2 separate regions of the Homo sapiens genome follow, and region 1 is linked to region 2. Evidence: read pairs that join two places in POLR2A ChIA-PET (ENCODE). Cell type or tissue: HepG2. All regions are shown on one strand. Each heading gives the region's core, and the rest is flanking DNA. Links, peaks and the distances in the headings are about the cores only. Region 1 overlaps HNF1B (HNF1 homeobox B). Region 2 has its middle 26 kb from the start of HNF1B.

What was found. ChIA-PET counts read pairs that join two places held together with the same protein. Peaks named below come from ENCODE experiments on the same cell type or tissue, not always from the same donor. Only the 100,000 strongest peaks of a DNase experiment are listed, where the experiment ranks them.
Region 1: POLR2A ChIA-PET joins it to region 2 with 5 read pairs; 3 of 35 experiments call an interaction of 5 or more read pairs at or near these places.

What each region holds. Positions count from the first base shown.
Region 1 is chr17:37,685,921-37,694,183 of GRCh38, forward strand. HNF1B (HNF1 homeobox B) reads right to left here. Exons shown (of 9, transcript NM_000458.4): 9 at 511-1,472. The coding sequence ends at 1,452. Among named protein-coding and RNA genes, the nearest start is that of DDX52, 47 kb to the left of the region's middle. In HepG2, for the core only: no CTCF peak of the experiment used is centred there; a DNase peak (open chromatin) is centred at 3,511.
Region 2 is chr17:37,766,713-37,774,975 of GRCh38, forward strand. No RefSeq gene overlaps it. Among named protein-coding and RNA genes, the nearest start is that of HNF1B, 26 kb to the left of the region's middle. In HepG2, for the core only: a CTCF peak has its summit at 4,403; a DNase peak (open chromatin) is centred at 4,399.

The sequences.
Region 1 (8,263 bases), core at 2,225-4,724, 81 kb before region 2:
AGAGAGAATCTTGGGCAAGAGGTGACGTCCACAAGAGCCCATTCACTTAGTGACTGAGAGCTGTAAGGGAAGGAAAAGGAGGGCAGGAAGAAAGGCTGGAATTAATGCTTTAAATGAGGCTAAACAATTTACCCGCAGAGTTTTCATTCATCCTACTTTTTGTCTGTTTCTATCACATGTCACCCACCAAGAATTGACTCTATGACTTTACCCCTGTGAGTTGCAGGGAAGAAAAGGGTGCTAGCTCCTGCTCTGGCCAGATTCCCTCTGAGCGACTTGTGGAGTCTTACTGGGGGATTCAACTCTTCTTCACCTCAATCAGCAGTAAAGCCTACACAGACACTGGGAGCATGACGGCAAGAGAAGGCCACCCACCTCTCTACACCCCTAGATGACACACTACAGGATCCCAGTGGAGTATACAGAAAATTCCAAGGAGACCAGGGGCCAGGGGTTCTCGGTGGAACCATGGCAGGGAAAGTATCAGAGACAGAAATATGAGACTCTGGGTAGTGATAAAATAAATTGTTTTAATGGAAGGCTTTCTGAGACTGCAACTTTTTCTTCTGCTATCAAACAGCCAGTTTCCCTGCCCTGGGGTTTCTTAGGGAGTGCACGGCTGAGCTCCTGGCCCACAGGAAGCTGGCATGTTACTCTGACACACTACATTCAGCCCCTCCAGGGATCCAGAGGTGTGTCTTAATGTCAGGAGACTGGAGTTAGCTGGTAGTCAGTCCAAGGTATGCTGTCCCCATAAGTGTCCAGGCCCGCGGGAGAGGACAAGGGGCTTCACTTCCCACTTAGGATGTTTCTCCATGAGGGGAGAGGGGACAGATCACTTTTGAAATTTTGACTCTGACCTTTACAAAGAAAACTAATAGACACTTTAGTATTATATACAGGGCAGAGGGGAGAGGACACAGAGGGGAAATTGCACTTAATTACAGTAGTTTATAGTTTACAGCCATTGGACAAATTTACTTCTTTAAAAGAAATCTCAAGATCATTTGGGATGGGGGCAGGGGAGGGAGTCTGTGGATATTTACAGTGTGTTTGGCTCAGTTCAATAGCACATGTCCTTCTCTCCTCATTTCAGTAACAGATTCAAGTTTTCGCATCAGTTTGTTCGATGAAGGATCACAACATAGACAGTACGGCTTTCTTGCTTCCTCTTCGGAGGTTCCTTGTCTCCCACCTCCAGGACAGACAGGAGTCCTTGACATCGTGGGAGAGGCATTGTGGCAATACTGCATAGAAGGGAAACTGGGCTTCGGGCTGCGCCTCCTGAGAGTGGATTGTCTGAGGTGCCAGCAGGACGTCCGTCAGGTAAGCAGGGACCTCTCGCAGGTGCTGGTCAGGTCACTGGGCTTTTCCATGACAGCTGCCCAGAGGGTGATGGTGTGGAAAACAGGGTCCTTGTTGTTGCGCACGAAGTAAGTGGTGTGTGGGCATCACCAGGCTTGTAGAGGACACTGCAGAGAGAGAGGAGAGAGGGTGCTCAGCTGTGTCATTTGGCAGGGTCATGGGCCATTAGTTTGGCTTCTCTAAGGGAGATGATGCCCAACTCAACCAGCAAAGAGCAGCAGGTGGAGGGCTGGGGGCCTCGTGTCTGCTCAGTTCTGCAGTTTTCATGCTGAGGCACACTTCCTGCAGGAAAACCCGGGAGCCGGCTTTCCTGGCCACTTCAGAAGAAAGAAGTGAATTGCTGGGGACCTTGAAGTAGTCTTAACTTGCTGACCTGAATCCTGAAGCTGGGCTCCTCTTTCTGTGACAGTGGCATTTATAGAGTGCTTAGTGTACTTGAAAAGGCAGCTGGATGGTGAGCTCTTGCCTCTCGTGGAAGCAAGGGTCTCTTCCTAAGACCGCTAAGAGCAGAGGCCTCCTATACTAATGCTTCTCGAACTTTAACGGACCCACAAGTACCAGAGAGCCTGTGAAAATGTGGATTCTGGTTTAATTCTGACTTGTAGGCCTGGGGTGCACCTAAGAGTCTGCATTTCTAACAAGTTCCCAGGGTGTGCCAGTGCTGCTCACCTAGGGCAGCAAGGCCAGAAAGCACACGAGAAAATGACCACTCAAACTACTCATCAGGAAGGAGCTTTGCAAATTGCAAAGTGCTTTCTACGGGTTTCTTACTTTAGCATAAGAAACTCAGAGGACCAGGGAAAGGATCCAAAGGCTGAAGGCCTCTGATGCCATCCTTGTGGGTGGGCCAGGGCAGGAGACCCCAGAATGGCTGGAGAAGCCCTCGAGAGAAGCCACCTCACCCAACTCAGGGCAGCCTTGCCCTCCAGTGCCTGGGCCTTATTCATTTGAACTGTCATGGAGTGTCACTGCTTTCCTTTTCACTTCTGGGGAGTCTCTTTTTGTCTCCCTGTGTCTCCTCCTTCCCTTTTGCTTTTGCCGGCATCTAAGGTTCTGCCTTTGACTTAGTGGCTTATTCTCTCAAGATCCCCCCAAACACACACACACACACACACACACACACACACACACACACACTTACACCTACCAATACCACTAAAGGCCACTGTTATCGCATTGATCAGTGCTCCAACCATAACCCTATATGAGGATACCATTATGTCTATTTGACAAATTAGGAAAACAAGGCTAAAAGAGAGTCAGTGAATTGTCCATGGTTTAAGAACTAGGAGAGTGTGGAGCCACAGCTTCAAACTAGCTGTCTAGGTGGCCACTCAGCATGTGCTCTTTCAATCATGCTTGGAGGTGAGGAGCCTTCTACTAAGCTTTGTGCTCTTGGACAAGTTACTCTCTCTGTGCCTCAGTTTCTTCCCCTATAATATGGGAGTTGTTGTGTGATTAGATGAGTCAACACCTGTGGAGTCCTGAGCATGGTCCTTGGCACAATTGTTATTATTAACATGGGGTTCTTCGGCCCAAGCCCCTGCTGCTCCTCAGTACTCTTAAGAGTGGGGCTGAAGGCCTGGCGCAGTGCCTCACGCCTGTAATCCCAGCACTTTGAGAGGCCAAGGCAGGTGGATCACAAGGTCAGGAGATCGAGATCAGCCTGGCCAACATAGTGAAACCACATCCCTACTAAAAATACAAAAATTAGCTGGGCATGGTGGTGCACACCTGTAGTCCCAGCTACTTGAGAGGCTGAGGCAAGAGAATCGTTTGAACCCAGGAGGCGGAGGTTGTGGTGAGCCGATATTATGCTACTGCACTCCAGCCTGGGCGACAGAGCAAGACTTGGTCTCACAAAAAAAAAAAAAAAAAAAAAAAAGAGGGGGGCTGAGCAGTGCGTGCATGTGAGGAGACAGGCTTCTGACCCTTCCACATTCTTGAGACGTTGGTCAGGGTCCTCTGATACCCTTTGCCTCCTCTTCCTCCCCTGGCCCACCCCCACTCTCAAGTCTCTTTACTTCCCACTATCAGCCTTTTTCCAATTTTCAGATTTCAGGTGGAGGAGAGAGAAAACGGCTTGTGACCTTGCAGGTTTCAAAAGAAGAGCAAACAAGAAGGGCAGATAAGGAGACGCCAGTGAGATTCTATGGCCTGTCATTAGGGATGGGCTTCCCAGCTATCAAATGTTTGCTCACATAATAAAATGGTGGCAGAGCCCAAAATGTTGTCAAAAGAACTAGAGTTATTTGCCTCCTTCAGAGTCTAAACACAAACATCTGATAAGGGGTGCACTGTGGTCCCTTAGAACTGGAGGCCCAGCACACGCAGCCCCACGGGGGCCTGGCCCAGAAGATCTCTGAGAGACCGCGGGGCCCTCCGTCTGAAAGGTGTGGTAGCTGTGGCAAATGTGAAGGACATCCTTATTCTAAGAGGATTTGTTACATAATGGTAAGAGCTAACATTTATCGACATCCTACTGTGTGCCAGGCACCATACCAAGGGCTTCACAAGCATCACTGCCTCGAGTTCTTACGTCGACCCTTTGAAGTAGGTGATTATCGTGAATTCATTTAACACGTTTGAGTGCCTACTGTGTACTTGGCACTTTTTTAGACACTGGAGATGCAGCTGTAAACAACACCCTGCCCACTTCTTCACAGGCTTTACCTCCTAGTGAAGGCTTTGAATAATAAACAAGTAAACAAATGCGTGCACACACACACACACACACACACACACACACACACACTACAACTTTAGGTGGAGATGAGCACTCCATAGAAAAATAAGCATAGAGGTTAGGGCAGCTTGAGGAAAAAGAGATTAACTTAGATATGGGAATCAGGCGAGGCCTCTTTGAAATGGTAACATTTGAGCTGAATGAAGTGAAGGGGCAAGCATGTAAAAATGCACAGAAAAAAAGAGCTCCAGGCAGACACCACAAATGCAGGAGTCCTGGAGTGGGATCTCTTCAGCCCTGGCACAGCTAAAGCTGAGCGGGTGATGGAGGGAGGAAGGAGGTGAGAACGGCGACACTGGCAGGGGCATAATCACATAGGGTCCTGTATGTCTCTGTTTTAGTTTGGTTGTGATGGAAAGCTATTGGAGAGTTTTGACAGGGGATTGACATGCTTGATGTCTCTTTGTAAGAGATCACTCTGGCGAACAGCCCCCAGTGGGGCAAGGGTGGAAGTGGGAGACAGGCAAGGGCCACCTAAGGAGATCAGGGAGAGACAAGGGGGCCTGGGCTGGGACTAGGGCAGTCCTGATGGGAGTGTGAGAAGAGGTCAGATTTAGGATGTATTCTGAGGGTCCCCTAGTAGAACTTATTGAGAGACTGATGTGATGTGGAGAGAAGAATCAGGGATACTCTCAGCTCTCTCACTTGAACAACTGGTACCAGTTTTGGAAATGGAGAAGCCCATGGGGGAAGCAATTTTGATAGGATGAAATAGGGCAAAATGAAGAGTTCCTATTTTAGGCACGTTGAATTCAAGAGGCTTATTAGATATTTTAGACATGCGTCTGTCCCTGCCGAAGCAGCACTGGATCTGTGAGTGAGCACTCAGTAGGGAAGACCGGACTGTACACAGAATTACAGGAACCATCGGCGTGTACACTTGACCTAAAGCCATGGGACTGGAGGAGATCACCCAGGAGTGAGCACAGATGAGAAGAGGCCAAAGAATGAGGCCCGGGGCCCTCCAACACATAAATATTGGGAAGATGAGTTGCCAGCTGAGGAGATGAGAAGTGGCCAGTGCCGTAGAAGAACCAGGAATGGTAGTATCCCAAACTCCCATGGAAAAAAGGAGGGAGAGATCAGCTGTGTCAGAGACAGAGGTTGAAAAGTAACCATTGGTTTCAGCAGCATGGAGGGGATCGTGAGCTGGACACAGTGAGGCGTGAGGATAAAGGCCAGTCTGCAGTGATCTCAAGAGAGAATTGAGGGTGAGGAAGTGGAGACAGTGAGGACAGATAAGTCACTTCTATGACCATGAACTTATGTGAGATTCATTGTGGCTCCATTAATTAAAAGTCATGATTATAATTCCGGTTTTACAGATGAGGGAAGTGTGGCCTGGAGAGGTGATAAGTAAGTTGGCCGGGGTCTCACAACAGCAAGGCTTGTGCTCTTCACCCCTATGTAAGAGCACTTCTTTCAACCCCCTCAACACGGGGAAATAAATGCCCTTTGCCACGTAAGACCCTTTTCCCAAACTCAGAGCCGCTCAGGGGTGCTAGCAGGGGAAGCCAAGAGTGACCCAGCTTCCATGGGCTGGGTGTTTCCTTTGGGACATGCGCTGAGTGAAGTATTTTACAGGTCTTCGTGCAGTTAGTCCTTTCAGTGATCCCATGAAAGAGGTATCATTATCTTCATTTTACAGGTGAGCAAACAGAGGCTCAAAGAGGCTAAGACATTTCTCTGAGGTCACACAGGTAGAAAGTGGTAGAATGTTGAGCCCAGATCTGCCTAACTCCCAGGTCGATGCTCCCAACCATCAGAACACTCTGCTTCCTCACCCAGTGAAGAAGCTGGGAGAGGAATAGCCGAAGGGGATAGATGATGAGGCCACCCACCTGCCCCCTTGTCAGTGCCCTGACTAGTTACTGCTCTGGGGGCCCTCTCTTCACCTTCCCATAAACTAGGAAGTCAAGCAGCGGGGAGAGAACACTGTGGAAACAGGAGTTGGCTCACAACCTGCCTGCACTTGTTCTAACTGAGGTCAGTGGTTGCTGTGGTCTTGTTTCCAGACTAGCGGGGCATTGTTGAACTCAGGCACAAACCCACTCAGAGATAACTTGCCAGCACCCAAGAGTTGAGAAGGAGGGAGACGTATGTGCTCTGGAAGGGACAGATGGCAGTAGATGCAGAAGGATTCTTGGCGCGAGAAGTCCCAGCCTGGGGTTCCTGACCTGTAATCCCCAAGGCCCTTGGGGCATGTCTGCCTTGACAACAGGAAGTACTGGGATCAGACAGATACAAGTACAAATCCTGGCTTTAGCCTTATACCTGCATAACCTTGGGTTGTTATTATGGGTGCTTAAAAGTGGATATTGGAAGATGAACGTTGTTTAATGAGTTTGGAGTGAGAAAGCCAGTCTGGAAGTCCAGCTCTGGAATTTATGATCTGTTTGAACTTGACCAGATCCATACCCATCTTTGAACCTCAGTTTTCTGCTTTGTAAATCAGGTATAAAAATAACGACCTTGCAGAATGGGTAAGAGGGTTCTCCAGGAAATGTAAGCTAGAAAAGCATCTGGGGTGCTGCTTGGAAAATGGAGGCATCAAAAAACACGGGTTCTGCATTCATTCGTTCGTTCGTTCATTCATTCTTTGTTATTTACTGAACATCTAATATAGCCCAGGCATTTGGCTAAGCCCAAAGGGTATGGGTGCTTTGACAGGCCCTGAACTATTTGCTTTTTTCCTGGGAAATAGGTGAGCAGGGAGTCTGTGTATCAGCAGGAGAATGGGAAACAGGGATCCGGAGCCCAGGCCCAAGAGGTAGGATGTGCTTGAGAGATGGTAGTAATCCTGAGACATTTTCTTCTCCCAGCCTCCTTTGACTGCATGTAGACCAAGCACTGAATTGGATATTGAAAGAGTCACTAGGCCGGGTCCAGTGGCTCACACCTGTAATTCCAGCACTTTGGGAGGCAGAGGCGGGCAGATCACGAGGTCAGGAATTTGAGAGCAGCCTGGCCAACATAGTGAAACCCCGTCTCTACTAAAAATACAAAAAATTAGCCAGGTGTGGTGGCCTGTGCCTGTAGTTCCAGTTACTTGGGAGGCTGAGGCGGGAGAATTGCTTGTACCCAGTAGGCGGAGGTTGCAGTGAGCTGAGACCACACCATTGCACTCCAGCCTGGGTGACAGAGTGAGATTCCATCTCAAAAAAAAAAAAAAAAAAAAAAAAGAGTCACTGGAAGGGGAGACAACTATCTCCTAAAGGATCACAGACGGGAGAGAAAACAGGGAGGGGGCTACCACTTTGAATACTTGACTATGTACTAGGCATTCTGTTAGGCACATTGAATATTTTGTGAGATGGGGGTGGGATTTTCCCCATTTATAGATGAAGAAACTGAGTCTCCCAACAGGGAATTAACTGCCCAAGGTCACATACCAGGGGGTGATGAAGCTGAAAGTAGCTCAGGTCTGCTGGCGTTTCCTACCACTGTACAATACCTCTAAAATAGCACTGCTCAGGATGTGTCCCTTTGACTCGAGCAGGGTGCACGCTAATTGCCCGGTTCAGTGCACACATCAGCAAGTGAAATGCTCTGAGAAGCCCTGCCCAGTAGCATTTAACTTTGTGTAATCCAGCAGTTCCCCCAACATATTTGACCAAGAAATCCTTCTCTCCCCTCACTCGTATGTCCTTGATACCTAGTGATATGGTTTAGATGTGTGTCCCTTCCAAATCTCATGTTGAAATACGATACCCAGTGTTGGAGGTAAGGCCTGGTGGGAGATATTGGATCACAGGGGCAGATCCCTTATGAATGGCTCAGCGCCATCCCCTTGGTGATAAGTGAGCTCTCGCTCAAGTTAATTCACACAAGATCTGGTTGTTTAAGAGTCTGGGATCTTCCCTTTCTCTCTCTTGCTCTTTATCTCACCATATGACATGCCTATTCCCCCTTTACCTTCTGCCCTGACTGTAAGCTTCCTAAGGCCCTCACCAGATGCAGATGCTGGCACCACAACCTGCAGAGCCATGAGCCAATTAAACATATTTTCTTTTTAAGTTACCCAGCCTCAGGTATTCCTTTATAGTGATGCAAATGGACTAACACAAAAAACTGGTCCTGGGAGTGGGGCATTACTATAAAGATACTTGAAGATGGCCAGGTGCAGTGGCTCACGCCTGTAATCCCAGCACT
Region 2 (8,263 bases), core at 2,896-5,395:
GCCACCACGCATGGCTAGTTTTTTGTATTTTTAGTAGAGACGGGGTTTCACCATGTTAGCCAGGATGGTCTCGATCTCCTGACCTCATGATCTGCCCACCTCGGCCTCCTAAAGTGCTGGGATTACAGGCATGAGCCACTGTACTCGGCCATGTTTTGCATTTTAAGAAGCTATATATATATTCTCTCTCTCTCTCTCTCTCTCTCTCTCACACACACACACACACACACACACACACACACACACACACACACACTCCGGGATTTTGAAGATAAGTAGACTGAAGCACAGGTTGCTTAAATGATGTGTCCCAAATCCCTTCACTAGAGACTGGCAGACGAGGGACCTGAATGAAGCCAGGTGCTCTGACTCAAGAAAATGTTCTCTTACCCTGCAGCACCGCTTGTGCAGCGTGCCCCAGCTGACACGGTTTTGTAAGATTCCTTGAACTCTCCTAGGTGGGGCAGGCATGCCACACGTCCCCTCCCTGCATTGTTCATATGCTGCTTCCTATTTTCTTGCTCAACTCTCTTGCAATCTCTCTCAGTTCTATACATGGGAATTTCATCTTTCTAGCTGCTCAGGCCCCAAAACAAGAACCAATGACTTGTCCTTTTCTCTTACACCTGTATCTACTCCTTCAGCAAATCTGCCAAACTTCCTTCAACATAAACCCAGGATCTGACCACTTCTTGGCTCCTCCACCATTCTCCTTTCAGTCACACCAGGCATCTTTCCTGTCATCTTATTTGGTCCCTCTGCATCTTCCCTTGCTCCCTACAATCTCTTCTCCACACAGTAGCCGGAGGAATCCTGTTAAGTCAGAAGCCACATCATGTCTTTCTCTGTTGATAAACGCTCGAATGGCTTCCGGTCTCACTGGGAGCAAAAGCCCTATGAGACGGACTTGACTCCCCCCATGGGGCCTCCTGGCTCTTTCTGGAACACATCAGGACACATTTCTGCCCCAGGGCCTTTGCACTTGCAGTTTTCCTGCCCTGGGACCCTCTTCCCCAGATGGCTGCAGAGCCCACTCCTCAGCTCCCACAAATGTGTGCTAATTTGCCATCTCCTTGGGGAGGCTTCCCTTGCCCACCTTTATTAAAACTGCAGCTCATCTCCTACCCAATGTTCTCCAGCCCCACGCTCTGCCTCCTTTCTCCTTCTAAGCACTTATCACCGTCTGGCAAACGATGCATTGAACAAGTTCGTTTTATTTGTCATGTAACTCCCCAACTAGAATGTAAGCCCCACAAAGGCAGGGTTTCTCTTTTGGGAGGGGAGGTTCTGGTTTGTTCACTAATATAACCCTAGTGTCTACAACAATGCCTGGCACTTTGTAGCTCTCAATACATGGTTTTTTTGTTTGTTTGTTTTGAGACAGAGTCTCGCTCTGTTACCCAGGCTGAAGTGCAGTGGCACCATCTCACCTCACTGGAACCCCTGCCTTCTAGGTTCAAGTGATTCTCCTGCCTCAGCCTCCCAGGTAGCTACAGGCATGCGCCACCATGCCTGGCTAATTTTTTGGTATTTTAGTAGAGAGAGTTTTGCCATGTTGGCCAGGCTGGTCTTGAACTCCTGACCTCAGGTGATTCGCCCACCTCGGCCTCCCAAAGTGCTGGGATTACAGGCATGAGCCACCGTGCCCGGACCCAATACCTGTTTTTTGAGTGGATGAATGAAGGACATTCATTCCCTGTCCCCTGACAGGTCTTAGGGCCTCATCTCTTCCTGATCTGCAGACCGGATCATTTTTATCTCAGTCACATGTTCAGTCTTCTGAGATGTGGTATGGCCACTCATTTATCACTGACTCTCACTTAAGCCCAGTTCCTACCTAAGATGCTCTCCACAGAGGCTTGGGTGAGGCTGCAGTCATGCCAGCTTCTGCTCTCATCCCACATTCTTTGAGTTTAATGAGGGAGCCTCCCTCAGGCACCATCCTGGACCTTTTCATAAGACCCTGCCTTCACAGACAACATTCTCGGTTTCAGGAGCCATAGAGCTGTTGAAGGTCAACCATTCAACTTACTGAGTATTAATTATTCAAATGTGTCTGGTTGTACAGGAGGCCTTCAGCCAGCAATGAAATGGAGGGTGAACCAGGATGAGGGAGAAAGTTCATATTAATGGCACCTCTTTCCCCATCTCAAAGGGGTAACTGCCCTTGAAAGAGCCCCTGTAGTTCGGGGTTGAAGAGAGTGCAGGAGCACAGGAGGAGAGAAGGCTATTCAATTTGTAATTTGCAAAAAAAGAAGCCATTTATCAAAGTTTGTGCTTGAGATATTTAATAATAGAACTGCCCTTCAAGGTTTCCTTAAGGGTAATATTGCTGATTAAAAAGGAAACATGCTCTCTCATTTTGCAATTGAAGAAACAGCCACATAGAGTCGGGTGGTGATTCTCAAAGGACAACAGCAACCCAATCAATTCTACCCCTTGTATCAAGGGACAGTCATGTTCACCTCCATCCATGAGAATTATGTCCCACGCCATCTTTGCAGGAGTATGTCATCACGAAAGTTACCTGCCATCGAGACAAAGAAAAAGAAGTGAAACTCACCCACCACTCAAACCCCAAACAGTGTTGGGTCAGGGGTGAGAGCAGGGCAGGCAGAACTGGGCAGAACGTTAGCATTGGTGTCCCGGCTGGGATGGCCTTTAAAGGTCAGCCAGGGCAAACTTGGAGGTCACCTGCACTTGGGGAAGCTGAGGTGCAGAGAGGATGAGTGACTCCGGGGCCCTGGCCACACAGGGGGTTAGTGACTAAAAAGCAGCCAGAATTCTGTCACCGTGAGTCTCCACATAGAGCTATGTCCAGGGTCCTTAAATGACCTTGGCAACCCACTGCTTTTGTACCCTTATGTTCCACAGGAGGAAACAGACCCATAAGGCAGAAGAGCAACGAGGCCAAGGAGACCAGAGAAGATATTTAATGTGGACCTTTACCCCATTGGCTTCCCTTGAGTTTATTTAAGCAGGACTTTCGGTTCTTTCTCTCTTCCTTTCCTTCAGTGTCACAGCAACTTTATATCGATTTTGTCTAGTCCCTCAGGAAATGGTCTTGTGAACTTGAAAAACAAAGGCCTAAATTCACGGAACCAAGTTAGTTTCTAGCACTGTCTCTTCTGTTCCATGCCAGTGTTTCTGCCCAGAAAAATGGGGTCAGTTTGGTCAGAGTGGAGGGAAGAGGAGAGATTCAGTGGACTCCCCCAGAGTCATAGCTTAGCAATGAGAAGACAGGGATGCATAGGATAATCTCCCCAAATTAGACTATCCCACTGTTCTCAGCATACAGCGGGTGCTTTAGCAAATAATGATTGCATTGCTTTGTTAGGTGCCATGCCGGAAAATTTACAGGCTACCAATTTTACAACAGACCAATGGACAAGTATATTGATCACCCAACTACTCTATGTCCAGAGTTATAATTGGAATTGTCCAAAAGTCAAGAGACATATAGCTTTACCCTGGGGGGCCTTGAAATCTCATTGGGAAGCCAGTTCTATTACACATAACACACCTTGAGCAAAATACAGGACAGCTCCTGTATAAGACCGTGTAACATTGATGGGATTGTAGAGAGAGGATTTAAAAGCAATCTCTCTCCATCATCACGCCCATGTAACAATAATGATAGTAATAATCATAGCTGCCCTTTTTTGAGCAGTTAACTGTAGTTACTACCAGGCACATGCTAAGCTCTTTAAAGATATCATCTCATTTACTCTGGACAACAAACCTACCAGTACTAATATTATCTCCTTGTCAAAGGTCATGTAGCTAAAAGTGTAGAGCCAGAATTGGAATCTGGGCCCCTTTTATAAACCCTAACCCTAAAGCCATGTTTTTAGCATTGACACCCACAGCCCACCCTCAGCCACTCTAGTCCTCTGTGTGTAGGTAGCTCCTTGAAAGATGACTGTACCTTTTAAACTTTCTCTCTGCGTCCTCTGGCCACCATGTTCTGGTCCAGATCAGTGGTCCTCAAACTCTCGGACACCCACCACATAATAGAGGGTCCTGATGAGTGAGAAAGAAAGGGGAACTGCTCGTCATCTGTGTCCCATTTGCGTCCACCCACCCCTGGAAGTGAGGGCCACACACACACCCTGTCCCAATGTTGTCACTCAGGTGGAAACAAGTTGAGAACCACAGTTTTGGGGTCACCCCTGTTGCTCTCGTCCCATTTTGCACTTTCCCTTCCTGCTTTCCTGTGGCTGACCCTGCTCTGCTGATGTCTGTCTTAAACCCCAAGGATCAAACTGTTTCTGAAGCTCAGCCAACCAACTCTCCTTCATCTCCCGGGAGTCTCCTAGGGTCCTCAGGGTGCTCCCAGCTCCTGAGCCAGTTATTTTTCCCTAGGCGTGTTCCGATGTCATGAATGCCAAATCATTGCCCCCGCCTTGTGGCTGTGCCTGGGAATTACAGCTCTCCTGCTCGTAAGGACAACTGGGTGCCCAGAATACAGGTTTACGTTGCATCCCTCTCCCACTGCTATACTCACCCCGTCTCCCAGAGTGGAAGTACCTTAAGTTAACAAGCCCACTTGACATCCTCAAATTCCACCATGCCTTCAGGACACGTCAACATTAAAATCACCCCGGTACTGCCACTACTTACTACCACCACTCAATTCCTGCCACCACGACTAATACCCTACTCTGCAACCACTACCATTACTACTGCTACCACCACTTCTATCACGGTTAATATCACTACTACAACAACCATTACAACCTCTATTAATACTACCATTACTACCACTACATGACTAGTGCTATGGTCACGCCTACCACCATTAATACCACTACTATTGCCACTACCACCACCACCACTAGTGTTACTATCACTACAACCACCACTAATGCCACTACTATTACCATGATTACCACTATTAATACTGCTACTACTACTACCACTACCACTATTAATACCACCACCACCAATATACCACTATTTTTTTTTTTTTAAGAGTTGGTGTCTCGCTGTGTTGCCCGGGCTGGAATGCAGTGGTGCAATAATAGCTCACTGCAGCCTTGAACTCCTGGGCTCAAGTAATCCTCCTGTCTCAGCCCCCAAATAGCTGGGACTACAGGTGCATGCCAGCACACTTGACCAATTTTTAAAAATTTTTTCCAGAAATGGGGTCTTGAACTCCTGCCCTCAAGCAATCCTCCTGCCTTGGCCTTCCAAAGTGCTGGGATTACAGGTGTGAACCACAGCACTTGGCCACTATGATTACTATTAATTACACTCCTGCCATTATGAATCCCACCCCTACCACTGCCACTCCTACCACTGTTCATACCATTCCTAGTACCACTACCACCACCACTACTACTATTGCTATTGTTGCTGCTGTTACTGCTGCTACTGAAGACTTACTGTGCGCTTGGCTCATGATCTTTTTCTTATATTATCTCATGTAATTCTTACAGCAACTCTTGAAGTAGGAAATATAATTATCCTCATTTTACAGATAAGATAATCAGGACTTGGGGGCTGGGCATGGTGGCTCACACCTGTAATCCCAGCACTTTGGGAGGCCGAGGCGGGCGGATCACGAGGTCAGGAGATCGAGACCATCCTGGCTAGTGCAGTGAAACTCCGTCTCTACTAAAAATACAAAAAAATTAGCTGGGCGTGGTGGTGGGTGCCTGTAGTCCCAGCTAACTCAGGAGGCTGAGGCAGGAGAATGGAGTGAGCCTGGGAGGCGGAGTTTGTAGTGAGCCGAGATCGTGCCACTCCAGCCTGGGTGACAGAGCGAGACACCGTCTCAAAAAAAAAAAGATAATCATGACTTGGGAGTCCTTTGAATTGTCATAGCTCCCTCTGCTAGTAAGAGGCAAATCAGGATATGAACCCAAATTGTCTGGCATCAGAGCCCATGCACTTAACCCCCAGCGTGAGGAAGCGACACTGGCTTTGGAGTCAGAGAGACCCAGGTTAGACTCCTCACCTTGCTGGGTAACCAGGCGAGTGAGTCTTCTTTGTAAGATGGGGTTTCCCCTTGCAAGGCTAGGGTTCTTTTGAGAATTAAATGAGATGATATATATCGGGATGTCCAATCTTTTGACTTGCCTGGGCCACATTGGAATAAAAATTGTTTTGGGCCACATATAAAATACACTAACACTAACGATAGCTGATGAGCTAAAAAAAATAATGTTTTAAGAAAATTTACAAATTTGTGCTGGTCTGCATTCAAAGCTGTCCCAGGCCACATGTGGCCCATGGGCCATGGGTTGGACAGGCTTGATACATATGAAACATGTAGCAGAAAGGCTGCACGTAATCCGCCCTGCCTCCCAGGGAGCCTGGCTGACCTGTCTTGTGAGTCTCTGCTCACAGCCAACAATAGGTCCTCTGCAAGAACCTACTGTTGGATAACTCACTCTCCACTCAGGCCATACATACAACTTGTTAATGATTCATTCCTTCCTTCATTCACCCACATATCACACATTTATTGAACACCTCCTATATGGTAGGCATGGTGCTTGGACCTGGGGATGTGGTCACTGCCCTTGTGTCATACACCCTACTAGAATTTTCTGTGTGCCAACTACAGGACATGCAAAGAGCAGTGTGGAACAGTTGAGGCACAGAGCATCTGGTGAGCTTGGAAAGGGGGATAAAACAAGAAAATCAATGACTAGGCACAATGAAGATGAAGATAAACATCTTAGGAGATTGGGGAATGGATAGTCTTATCAAAAGATAGAGACATCCCACTGGTGGAAGAATTGGGCAAATTCTGGTGGCATCAGTTGGAAGGAGCGGAAGGAAATGGCAAAGGTAGCAGCTGGAGAAACATCCTGGGTAATTAGTTTTTTTCACTGAGGGGCCACTGAACCTCTTGCTCATCCTTCACTATTTAGAGAGCACTTCTAATAACCAATGATTGTCTCACAGCAGCTTCACTGGCGTGGGGAGAGCTGGACCTTAGCGGCTCCTCCACAATCAATGGATAACCACATGGAAACACTCCTACTCTAACCAGGCTCTGTGCTGGACTCCAGTCCTCATCACTGAGAGGCGGGCTTCCATGCTGCAGATGAGAAAATGAAGACTCAGAGACGTTCGGTGACTTACTAAAGTTACTGAATGCAGAAGTCAGGATGCAAACCTGGATTCATCTAGTGCCAAAGGCCACATTCTTTCCATCATGGAACACTTTTCTTTTACTGAGAAGGCAGGAAGCCTGGTGAACTCTCACTCAGTTCTGATCATGCAGGCAGAGGGCCATGTTCTCCATATAAAGGGGACAGTGCCTAGAGCCACACAGGGTGTTGAGAGGCTGAAACAGACTTTGGGTGGTGTGGTGTTGTGAGAGGCTGCAGAGTGCAGCAACTGGTGTCAGGCAGACCTGGACTTGAATCTCAGCTGGGCAAGTTTTTTTGTTTTAACCCCATTCAAAAATGCCAGTCCAACTATTTCCCTCTGTAATCATGTTTTAGCTGCTATACACATTTTAATGAAAATTATAATCGTACTGTAGGTTTAAGCCTTGATTTTCTCACCTGCAAGCTGATAATGTCTATTATAGGATTGTACATGGGGATGAAAACAGTTAACACAGGAGGAGCTCCACAAAGCACAGGCATACAGTAAGCACCCAATGCATATTTTTCACTAGGAGAAGGACCTAGAACAATGCTGAGGACATTGTTCTAAGACAATGCTGGGGTGCTCAGGATGTGGCTGCTAATGTTTCACTTTTTCTGGAGCCTGACAGAATCCTGGGCACTGTACCCCTAACTGATATAGTCAAGAGGGTGTTTCATGAACTTATGAATTTTTATAAGGTTCTACTTTTGCAATTTCATGTAATGCTCCAGTGCCGTTGGACACGTCAGCTCCTGACCTTTCAGTTGGTGAGGCACTTCCCATAAACAGAGCCATAAAAGCCCACTGGTTTTCTCCTTGGTGTGTGAGTTTGTTTGGTGCTCTCCCTTTCTCCTTCGCCATTTGAATAGTGATGTCATTATTCCAACGTCCTCTCACCTCTACTGAAAAAGGCCTACCAGTGACTCTCTCCTGGGTACTCAGCAACACTCTGGAGGGAAGTTGTGGTTTCAGCAAGGTGCAAGCATCATGAAACCGAGAGAGAACTGGCAGGGTGGAGAACTCACCCAAAGGTAGGAGAGAGAGAAAAACACTCACATGCTTTTATTAAGCTTCAGACAGTGGTCAAGTCAGTCTTTATTATTAATTTTTTTAAGACTTGCTGTTAAGACATTAGCATAACACCATTTAA